Regions from separate parts of the Homo sapiens genome. Here region 1 is linked to region 2. The links are chromatin loops, found by intact Hi-C in ENCODE. Cell type or tissue: natural killer cell. All regions are shown on one strand. Links, peaks and the distances in the headings refer to the core of each region. The heading gives the core; the rest is flanking DNA. Region 1 holds the start of FRMPD3 (FERM and PDZ domain containing 3). Region 2 overlaps TSC22D3 (TSC22 domain family member 3).

What was found. Peaks named below come from ENCODE experiments on the same cell type or tissue, not always from the same donor. Only the 100,000 strongest peaks of a DNase experiment are listed, where the experiment ranks them.
Region 1: it touches region 2 in a loop (6-fold over the local background); 2 of 110 quality-filtered maps call a loop at or near these places.

What each region holds. Positions count from the first base shown.
Region 1 is chrX:107,448,661-107,454,029 of GRCh38, forward strand. FRMPD3 (FERM and PDZ domain containing 3) reads left to right here and starts at 992. Exons shown (of 15, transcript NM_001388459.1): 1 at 992-1,345. RefSeq lists enhancers at 1-364, 2,199-3,113. In natural killer cell, for the core only: no CTCF peak of the experiment used is centred there; DNase peaks (open chromatin) are centred at 461, 1,971, 2,361, 3,271 and 1 weaker place; H3K4me3 peaks cover 1,419 bases; H3K27ac peaks cover 598 bases.
Region 2 is chrX:107,708,787-107,714,155 of GRCh38, forward strand. TSC22D3 (TSC22 domain family member 3) reads right to left here. Exons shown (of 3, transcript NM_198057.3): 3 at 4,435-5,369. Among named protein-coding and RNA genes, the nearest start is that of TSC22D3, 64 kb to the right of the region's middle. In natural killer cell, for the core only: no CTCF peak of the experiment used is centred there; DNase peaks (open chromatin) are centred at 2,445, 3,125, 4,005 and 4,905; H3K4me3 peaks cover 687 bases; H3K27ac peaks cover 3,737 bases.

The DNA of each region.
Region 1 (5,369 bases), core at 238-5,237, 260 kb before region 2:
AGGCTGCCCTTTTTGGGGAAGGAAGAGTGGCCTTTTTTCTTGGCCCTCAAAACTCCTCTGAAGGGGTCTGGAGCCCGCTGGGAGACCAAGAGCTTCTCTTGAATCTCGGCTGCTGCATGTTTAGTATTCACAGCATGTCTCTAAAAAACGTCCTGAGATCATTCATCAGGCACTGTGCTGTGTGCCTAGCTGCTCTCCTTCCGGGTGTGTGTGTGTGGCCAGGACCCTCCCTCCATCTGCTGGTGAACACACATGCACACACACCTTAACCTTTTTCCCTTTTCACCAAACCAATCGCATTTTCTAAGCAGACCTTTGCCAGCTGGCAGATCGCTCCCTTACTGAGGTGGGCTCCTGGCGTTGGGCCTGGGCTCGAAGCCGCTCACACTCCAGTGCTGGGGAGAGGCGCTGAGAGCAGGAGCCCGAGCCGAAACTCAAGGTGCGTGTGGATGTTTGCGATGGTGACCAGGAGGGGAGCTGCAGGGAGGGCATCCCCAGCAGAAGGCGAGCAAACAAGGGGCGAGAAGCAAGGTCAGGGGCCAGGGAACGGAGTCTCCGAAGCAAGCGTTCCTGCTGCCCCTTCTCCGCAGTTCACTCCCCGCCCCCCTTTCCCGGGTTCACTTTGGAAATTGGCTTGCCCTCTCGGCAGCCAGCAGTTCCCGGCAGAGTCCGGCCGTAACGGTCAGATTCAAGAAGTGAGGCAGCGCCAGGCTGGGTGGCTGGGTTGCTGGGTTGTTCTTGGGAGATTCTTTCCCCAATTGTCAATTTTTTGCTTATTTTTAGTAGTGACCCGAGCCAGGAACTGCGCCTTTAAGCCGCTTTCCCATTCGGGGAAATCGACGCCAGCACTCGAGGGTCGGGAGGCGCCGGAGAGGCCCCTCATTCTGCACTCCCCTCTTTCCTCCCCCTCCCCCTCCCCCCGCCCCTTCTCCCCTCCCCTCCTCGGCCGTCCGGCCGCCTCGCCGCCATCCGTCACCTCGCAGCCTGCCGCACTCCTGGAGCGAGAGAGCGACGAGCGAGCCACGGCGATGGTGCCGCCCGCGGCGCAGCCATGAAGCCCGCCCGAGGAGCCCGCGCGCGCTCCTGCCATCCTGCCCGCAGCCCGCCGCCTGCGCGCCAGCTCCCCGCGTCCCGGGCCAGCTGCTGCCGCCCTGCCAACCTCTGCCCGCCCCGCCGCCCGGCGCCACTGAGCCCCAAGCCCATGCCGGGCTCGGGGGCACGGGTGCCCTAGTCCCGCTGCCGCCGCCGCCGCCGCCGCCGCTGCGCCGCCGCTGCCGCGCCGCTGAGGAGGCGGAGGAGGAGGAGGAGGAGGAGGAAGAGGAGGAGGAAGAGGAGGGGGAGGAAGGTAAGAGGCGCGCTGCCTTCAGGGGGGCGCGCCCGCTGTCTCAGCCCAACCGGGGGTGGGTCGCGGCGGGAGCGTTCCGCCCCGGGCCGGCTGGGGGGCGACTGGCGCTTGGGCGCCCCCGGGAGCCGGGGGCAGGGCGGGGGGCGCCGAACGTCTGGCCGCCCGGAGTTTGGGCGGGCGGGGTAACGGCCCGTTGCGTGCCCACTGCCCCGGCGAGTCTCTGGCTTGGCGGGCTCGTTTGGCCTCCGCGGGTGCGGGGTGAGGAGTCGAGCGCAGGGGAGTGCAGCGCGTTCATTATGGAGCCTTTGTGTGCGCGCCTGGGCTGTGGGCACAGTTGGGAGAGCTGGCGAGACGCGGGGCCTGGCTGCTAGGAGGTGGCCACTTAGCCGGGGTGCCCGGCGAAGCCCGAGCCCAGGGGCTGCCAGAAACAGCTGTCTGAAGCATGTGCGTGGTTCCCGGGGCCATGTTCACAAGCGGACACGGAGGCGCACACACACGCACACACAGCCGCACAACATACCCGGCGCTCAGCCACACAGTCAGCCCCATGCAAAGACCACACACACACACACACACACACACACACACACACACACAGAGAGAGAGAGAGAGAGCGCGAGCTACACTTGCCCCCTCCCACCAAGATGCTAATAAAGCTCAAACACATATACAGATACATGCACCTCCCCCTAGCGCTGCTAAAACATGCACACACAAACACACTCCTCTACTCCCCAGCCTAGTGCTTTGGAGGTTGGAGAGTGTGTGTGTGTATGTGAGTGTGTGTGTGTTTTCTCAGAGTGGTCTTGAGAAACTACATGACAACTGCACATTACTGCAGATCCAGTACCTGCTGCTTCCCCCCAATACACACCCAGCAACCCCCCGTCACACGCAGCTACTGTAGACACCTCCACCAGAGCCCTTAAGAACCCCATTCTGGCAAAAAGCGTGCCCAACTCTGGTAGTCATACCCTCCACGCTCGAGCTGTTGGGTTTCCTGCACACACACACCACAGCCCCATACACACACACTGAAACCACTGCAGGGGCAAATGTTTGACACCTTCCCCCAGAAGCAGGTGGCACCTCCACCCTTGCAGCTGCAACTAAAGAGCCCCAGATGACAGCAAACGCCGAATTCTGCTAGACCTGCCCCTCCCCTTGGCATCTTGGTCCAGGTGCAAAACCCTGGAGTCCACCGGGTGGTCTTAGCATCCTGCAGCTCTTACGGAGGGCGGGGCAGTCTCTGGACTCCTGCCTTCGGAGGAACTGCTATAAGCGCAAGGCTCCCTTGGGGGCGCCCTTCTCGAAGTGGAGGGTGGGGGATTCTATGCTGACTCAGAGCGAAGCACCAAGTGAGTTTTCCCAGCTGGAGACCGGGGTAAATGGCGAACTCCACCTGGGCCTAGAGGACCCGGGATAGTGTGCCAGTTCAGCCACAGAGGCCCTCAGCTTGGAGGCCCTGCCCCTCCCTCGCCTTCCTTGCCCATGAAGCTCACTGCAGGAGAAGCAGGGGGAACCCAGCTGCCAGCTTCTTGGGAGCTAAGAGAGGCTTTTCGGGAAGCCTTTGCTGTTTCCGCTGAGCAAAGAGATCTTGCTCTACCCGGGGAGACCTCAACAAGACTTGGCCGTGCCCAAGCAAACATGCCAGCGTCTACCCAATTTCATGGCTTGTTTTTTTGTTTGTTTGTTTTTGTATTTCATGTGAAAGGACTAATTCAACCTTAGCAGCTTGTCATGAAGGCACCCCTGAGGTTAAATAAGGCATAATGTATTGTGGATGGGGGAAACAAGGTTGAGGGGAGCAAGGACTAGTGGGTTTTACTGTTTTAAGTAGAGATGCGGAGTTAGAATGTAGACCGTGGTAAAATCGTGACGGCGATGGCTTCTACGTCAGAGCCCCTTCCCTGCTCCTGCCCCTCCCGTCGGCTGCTCAGGGCTCCTCTGGGTCCTCTCCCCCGCCCCCTTAGATTATTTAGGCGGGGCTTTGCTCACTGCTCGGGCAAATTTGATGACAGAATCCCTGCCAGGCCAAGGTGTTAATAGCTGATAGAGGTTTACTGCTTACACCTCACAGGTAACATTTGCATTTTTAAAGGACACAGAGGAGTGACTCTGTTGGTGGGGCTTTCAGGCACCTGTGGCAGGACTCAGGCAGGAGCAGTTTGTGGACAACCTCATCTGTCTACTCTACTGTCTGTGCCTAGGCCAGAGTTATGGGTGATGTGTGTGTGGGAGTGAGGGTGTCAGAAGGTGAGATGTAATTGTGGAGGGTTTTGAGGCCCACAAAGAGAAGGTTTCAATTGACTTGAGAGGCAATTGGGAGCCACTGCCAGATTCTGAGAAAGGAGGGAATAAGATATAAGCAGGAAAGAAACACTCATTGCTGCATGTGGAGAGAATATCCCCTATCTCTCGCTGGCACCCAACACCACAACCGCCTTGCAGTTGTGGGCTGAAGGCCACCAGGGAGAGGAGACTGGCCAGGGGAGGGTGGCAGCTGCCCCAGGCTTCTGGCCCTGAGGGTTTCCCAGATATGTGAGGCATTCTGCTGAGTGGCCAGACTATTGGCCTGAACTCAGTAAGTGCCCCCTCCAACATAAGCTCGTGATGCTGTTGGTGCTATGGCTTCTTTGGATAGTGCAACAGAGCCTCTACCCCACTGGAGGAGAGGTCTGGGGACTCCTATGAGGCTGCGAGCTGCATTTGGAATGAGTCAGGGGACCCCTCCCTCTTGTAAGTGGTGCAGTCCGAGGGTCTTGAGAAGTGAGCTGTGTGGCCCAGTTGGGGGATTTTGTGACCAACGACATCCTCTAGGAGCAGTAGTAGATTGAAAAAGTGCAACAAGAAAGCCCTGGGATTGCTGATGATAGCAGCAAGCTGGGAAAGGCTTGCTGGAGATGGGGGTGGGGGTGGGTAACAGAGGAGTCTCGGGTGGGATGAGTAGAGGAGAGGAATTGCCCCACCGCAGTAATCCTTACTTCAGCCCTTGGAGGGAGCATGGGTGGATGCAGGACAACGGAAGCACTCTGTACCCACCCTCCCCCACTACGCATAAATGATTGGACTCCGTGGCTAATGCCTGATAAGGCACTTGGAGGGGCAGCACCAATGCAACAGAGGAAAGATCCCTGTTTTTGTGGCACCTCCAGGCTAACTGAATGAAGCCATAAGACACACATACATACACATACACACAAATACACACACACATATCACACACAAGACACACACCCCTCAGACACACCCTCAAACCCCAACACATACCTGGGGCAAATTGTGGAAAGAGAGGCTCATGCAGACAAGCTTGGTTTTGGGGGGTTCTTGCCTTCACATATAGGCCCTAGCAATCATTGCTAGGGGGACTAGAATTGATACCTATTGATACTAGATGAAGACCCTTAGCTTTGACAGGCCCCCTGGGAGGAAGCACACTCAAGTCAGCTTCTGTTTGTGGGGCAGCCTTAAGGCCATTAGCATTCCCAGCAGAAAATTCTGTTCTGGCTCTTCTCTCAAGGACTTCTATTTTCCTTTTTACCATAAGTTCAGAAACAAAAACATTCTCTTGCATTATCGGCAGCCAAAATGAAGGACTCTCAAAATGGGGTGGACCTTATTGTCTGCTGAGAAATCCTGGGGCTAGGGGCAAAGGGGTAGGGTAGGGAGCAAATCCAGAGAAACATGCCATTTTCCCTCCTTTCCTCCCCTCAGCTGAGCTGCCAAAGGCAAGGACAGTGATCTTGGGGTTCTGTATTATTTCCCACCCATGACAGGCAGAGCACCCTTTTCTGAGACCTGAGGCACCATCCTTAAAACAGAACATTAACAGCCTGTGGCACACTAGTGCCCAATCCCTGGTAGTCAGAAAATGAGCCTGGAAATGGGAATATGTGTATAACGTGGGGCGGGGAAAGGAGAGAGAGGGAAAGAGGTGCTACTTGTGTATCTGTAGGAGCAGGTGTGTCTATTTCTGTGTGTTTGTGTTAAGGAACATGAGAATGAGCAGGTGTGTGCACTCTTG
Region 2 (5,369 bases), core at 105-5,104:
GAAATAAATACTGCCTCTCAGTGTCTTTTGGCTTTGTCCCTTCCTCTTCCTTCTACTACCCCTATCCCTGCCCCAGCTGGCCCTCATCACCTCACACCTGGATTACAGCAACAGCTGGCCCATCACTAGCCTTTCCCTATTCCAGCCTCTCCAGCTGCCAGGACCCATCTTCTACAAATATCTTTTGCATCACATCACTTCCCTGCTCAGAAGCCTACCATGGCTCCCTGAGACCTCTTAGATTCTATCTAAAGTCACTTGGCTGGGAGCCAGCCAAGTGAGCCTCCCACCCTCCCGCTTACCTTCTTCTCTGTTCACTGCCACCCCTCCCGTGCTCATTAGTCATTTATTTTCCTTGTGTTAGTCCCTCTGCTAGTTTGGGGTGGTCTTTCTTCTATTTCCCCCTTCCCACCATGAGCCCTGGAACACTTCTGGTTACGTTGGAGGAATTATGAAAACTGTTCAGATTCTCTATCCTGCTTCTCAGTGCATTAATCTTGCCTCCCCCCAATGTGGGCTTTGCCATTCACCAGCTGTATGACTTTGGGCAAGTTGCTTAACCTCTCTGTGCCGTAGTGTTTTCATGTTCTCATGTGTAGAATGGTGATCTCAATAGGGCATACCTCATATGTCTGTGGACAGGATTAAGAGTCAACAGATGTAAAAAGTCTTATGACGGTTTCTAGCGTAAAGTAAGTGCCATGTAAGTGTTAGCTATTATTAGTAATTAGTATGATCACCTCCTCTTTCAGCCAGCTCATCTCTGGAAACCATGTCTGCTTGGAATACCTAACTGATCGAGTTCTCTGTTAAACCTTGCCTGATCTTGTGGAGGCGGTTAAGTATTAAGTGTTTGGGTTTCAACAAGCTCCTGTACATGAGATAACCTGAGGAACTGGGCCGTCTACAAAGCTGTAATTATGTCCATTAATTTCTAACCAACTAGGAGGAGAGGTGCTGAGAGTTGAAAGCAAGATTTTCCAGCATAAATAGGATTGATGATGTGGATGATGTGAGGGCAACTTTGCAATAATTTTATCATTTTTTTTTTTAAGACGGAGTTTCGCTCTTGTTGCCCAGGTTGGAGTGCAATGGTGTGATCTTGACTCACTGCAACCTCCGCCTCCTGGGTTCAAGCAATTCTCCTGCCTCAGCCTCCCGAGTAGCTGGGATTACAGGCATGCGCCACCACACTCAGCTAATTTTGTATTTTTAGTAGAGATAGGGTTTCACCATGTTGGCCAGGCTGGTCTCGAACTCCTGACCTCAGGTGATCTGCCCGCCTTGGCCTCCCAAAGTGCTGGGATTGCAGGCGTGAGCCACTGCACCCAGCCAACTTCACAATACCTTAAAGGACAGTGGATCATGCACCTTTTTTCCTATGGTCTTTCTGGAGTCCTTCTGCTGATACTCCAGGTCCCAGAGGCCCTGCCCCTGGCTTCCTTGTCGGAGCCCTCCTGGAACACCCTCCTCTGTGGCCATCCCCAGCTTGAAAGCCTCACACTTTGTGTCCCAAGCAGTCCTTGTCTGGAAATAACCCATCACCCACATTTCTGTTCTAGTCTACTTTTTCTTTAAATTGACAGACACAACTAAAATTGTATGCATTTGTGATGTTTTGAAATATATACACATTGTGGAATGGCTCAATCTAGCTAATTAATATATGCATTGTTGTTTTAGCTTTCAAATCCATGTCTTTGATTTTGTAGTGAATATAATTAATTCCTTTAAGGCCCACTGAATTCACAGCCAGTGTTTGTAATTATGTGTCCTGCCGCCCCCCCCCCGGCCCCGCCCACCCGAGTCTCTCTTTCTCTCTCAATGAATACCAAAAGTTCAAGTACTATAGAGTTGGGGGAGGTTTGAGAATATTTTTGACATAAAAAAAGGGCCCTTATTGTCACTAAGGTTGGGAACCACTGCCCCATGGGACATGTGGGAGCCATGGGAGTAGCACTAAGTTCTCTGGCTCTCAGTTTTCTCGTCTGTCAAATGGAGGTAAATCATAACTGCCTCTTTTTCTAAGGGCAGGAAACAGAATGTTTTGTACTCGGAAGCGGGGCCAGGGAGCAGTGCTCTTGTGATCCTTGCTGCTATGCTGGGAAGCCTCCATGAGGATGAGATGAGAGAATAGATGGGAGGGCACATGCAGAGGTGGCAAAAGCAGGCAGGGGATGCATACTCCTTCAAGCCTCATTATTATTTTCCTCGTTCTGGGTCCAGCTGGACCAGCTGAGCCCAGAAGCCTAAAACCCATGGAAGTCTTTCCAGGAGCAACGTGTTCTTTTGCCTTCCTCCACCCTTAGTCACTTTTCTGTGGAGAAACAACAACAGAAAGCAGCTCCTGTATGTGACTAAGAAACATCTACAAACTTCCTCTTATCTAGCCTAGTAACTGCTGTGGCCTCAGAAGTTGCAGTGTTTGTCTCTGTTTAGTCAGCGTTGCCTAGGAAACAAAGTTGTTCTCTCTTTACCACTATGTGACTGTGGGGCCAGTTTTTTCCCCTTTCTTGTAGAGAAAGGCTTGATGACCAGAGAGGTTTGGGGCGTTGTTGGGCTATTTTCTAGGTTTCCTTTTTTCATCTGCTTTTTCTCATTCAGCTGCAAGTCTGGCATGGGAAGTCTACAGAAGATGAACCAAATAGCCACAAAGTCTCTGAGCTAATTTTGAAAGGTGGGGATTTGGGAGTAAGTGGGGACTGGGAGAGCTGGTCAGGGTGAGGAATGGCTGCCAGGGGGCTTTGAATGCACTCGTTTGAAGTTTGTATCTGTACCAGCAGCTGTGGAATCTGCATGCCATGAACCAGTTGGCAGGTATAGACAATGAACCTGGCATTATGAATAGCAAGGTTGGGAGCAGGTGGGGAAATTGGGATTTGAGAGGCCAGCAAGCAGGAGTTTGCAATGTTCTGAAGGGTTTTGGTGATTAGAAAAGAACAGGTCAGCTGGGTGCAGTGGCGCATGCCTATAATCCCTGCACTCTGGAGGGCCAAGGAGGCAGGTTGCTTGAGTCCAGGAGCTCGAGACCAGCCTGGGCAACATGGCGAAACCTCCATCTCTACTAAAAATACAAAAAAATATATATATTCAGGAGTGGTGGTGCACACCTGTAGCCCCAGCTACTCAGGAGGCTGAGGTGAGGATCATCTGAGCCCAGGGAGTTGAGACTGCAGTGAGCTTTGATGGCCCCACTGCATTCCAGCCTGGGCAACAAGAGTGAGACCCTGTCTCAAAAAAAAAAACCAAAAAAAAAAACCCAAAATGTCAACATGTATGACCTTTACAGAGGAAGAAGCATGTCATTTTGATTACATTTAGGCAGTGGTTGATGTAAGGGGCGGGGGGCAAGATATCTTGGTCACCCTGAGGTTTGTGGCTCAGGAAAATCAAGGAGTTCTGTTTCCCCAATTTCAAGTGGGAAAAGGATAGGTATATATGCTACCAGAAGCTGAGATGGAATGGAGTCACTTGAAGAGAGGTGATCGTTTCCCTTGGGAACATAGTGGGCTTAGAACACAGCTCAGGGTCCAGAGGAAGTTCAGGTTAGGGCGTGGTAAAGGAGACACTAAGCACTCATCAACAACCAATCAGAGAAATGCTAGGTCTCTGGATGCTGGGGACATGGAGCTGGGAAAGGGTGATGGGTGATAATGAACCCCAAAGAGAGGTGGAGGAAGGAATCTGGAGCCAGGAGCCTTAGACTTGGCCCTACCCACGTGGTTGGTGGGTTTGGTGAGAGAACTTTCAGCAGTGTCCCTGAGAACTTTCAGCAGGGACTGAGGATATCTTTCCTTGGCTGGAAGTAAGGGGAAGAGCAAAGGAAAGGGGGGTGGTTTTGCTACCTCATACATTCTCCCTCCTTCTCTTACTAGAGCCTTCTTAGCTCCTTTGCCAAGTCAAGTGTCACATGTGGATTGGTATTAAGGAGAATGCATTAAGTGAGCCCAGTGATGTTTTCAGAAGACAGAAGAGGCCCACGCCTGTTGATTTGGTTCCGCTCTTCTCGCTCCCTCCTATGTATACCCTGCCTGTTTCTTTTGGGCCTTCCTCGGGGTATCTTTCCTCCCAAATCACCCCCTCAAGCTACAGTTGTGTGTTATGAGTCACCTTGCCACTCACTCCGAAGCTCTCATATGAAAGCGGAGCAGGAGAGGGAGGAAGGATCTGGGCTTGAGTCCTAATTCCCGTAATAGCCATGTGACTTTGGGCAAGTCACTTAAACTCGCTGAGTCTCAGTTTCTTTATCCAGACAGTGAGGGCAAACAGCATGTCCTTCATATGAGTATTGTGCAGATGACACGAGATCACGGCTGCAGCATAGGCCTGGCACTGACAGGGTGCTCAAGGGATATTCAGGGGGTCAGCAAAACAGCCCCTACTGGGTGAGGGGCCTCTCCCACCCAGTCCATTTATACTCAGTCAGACACCAAGTTTATTTTTAGAAAAACAGAGCAAAGTTTATTGAAATTTCAAGCTACATTTGGAAAATCAAAATCCAAATCCTGGAACCATACATCAGGATAAGGTGTCAAAAAGTGGAAAGTGTTCACTCTCACAAAACCCGCTACAGACAAGCTTTCTGGGCACACCTCCCAGGCTCCATTGGATCAAAGCCATCCCCTTGTTCATCCCTCATCCACAGTAGGACACCATCCTTCTGTTCACTTGAAAGTTTTCCACAATAATTACAAAACAAAACAAAAAACGTTTTCAAATGACACTGTGAAGCCCAAACTGATCTTCTCTCAACCCCATTCTATGTAGTCAGCACCAGTGAATGGTGGGTTTGGCATTCAAAACAGGACTTCACGTTTCAGTGGACAGCTGGGGAAAGGGTTGCAGCAGCAAGGCATCCGTGGCCGCATTCAGAGGCTGGCCCCCCTCCTTGCCTTTACTCTCGAGTCTTACTTAACCTAAAAGACAAACTGGGTCAACTTGGTAAATGAACACAGTCAAAGACTTAGCCATAAGAGGTAAGGGACCAGTCAATACTCCCAAGGCTGGTTAGGCCCTTCAACATGTAGGTGGATGTGTATATGTATACATCGCTACACTAAGATACAGATCTAGCCCTATGGGTATATATACGCATTTATGGCTATATAGAAAAACTATGCCAATACTAACCAAACAGAACTTTGTAAGCGGTCATCCCAAAGCTGTAATCCCACACTGGGCTGTGCACAAAGCCATGCATTATACCATATTAACCAACAGAAGGCTGACTTGGCTCAATCTCTCCCATCTGTGTCCCCTGCCTTCACGAAACAGAGGAGAAGAGAGAGGTTGCCTCTGCTTAAAACACAAGTGGCTTCTTCATAGGAACAGTCGTTGTCAGGTGAAGCTGTTGAAGATGTCCATGGAGA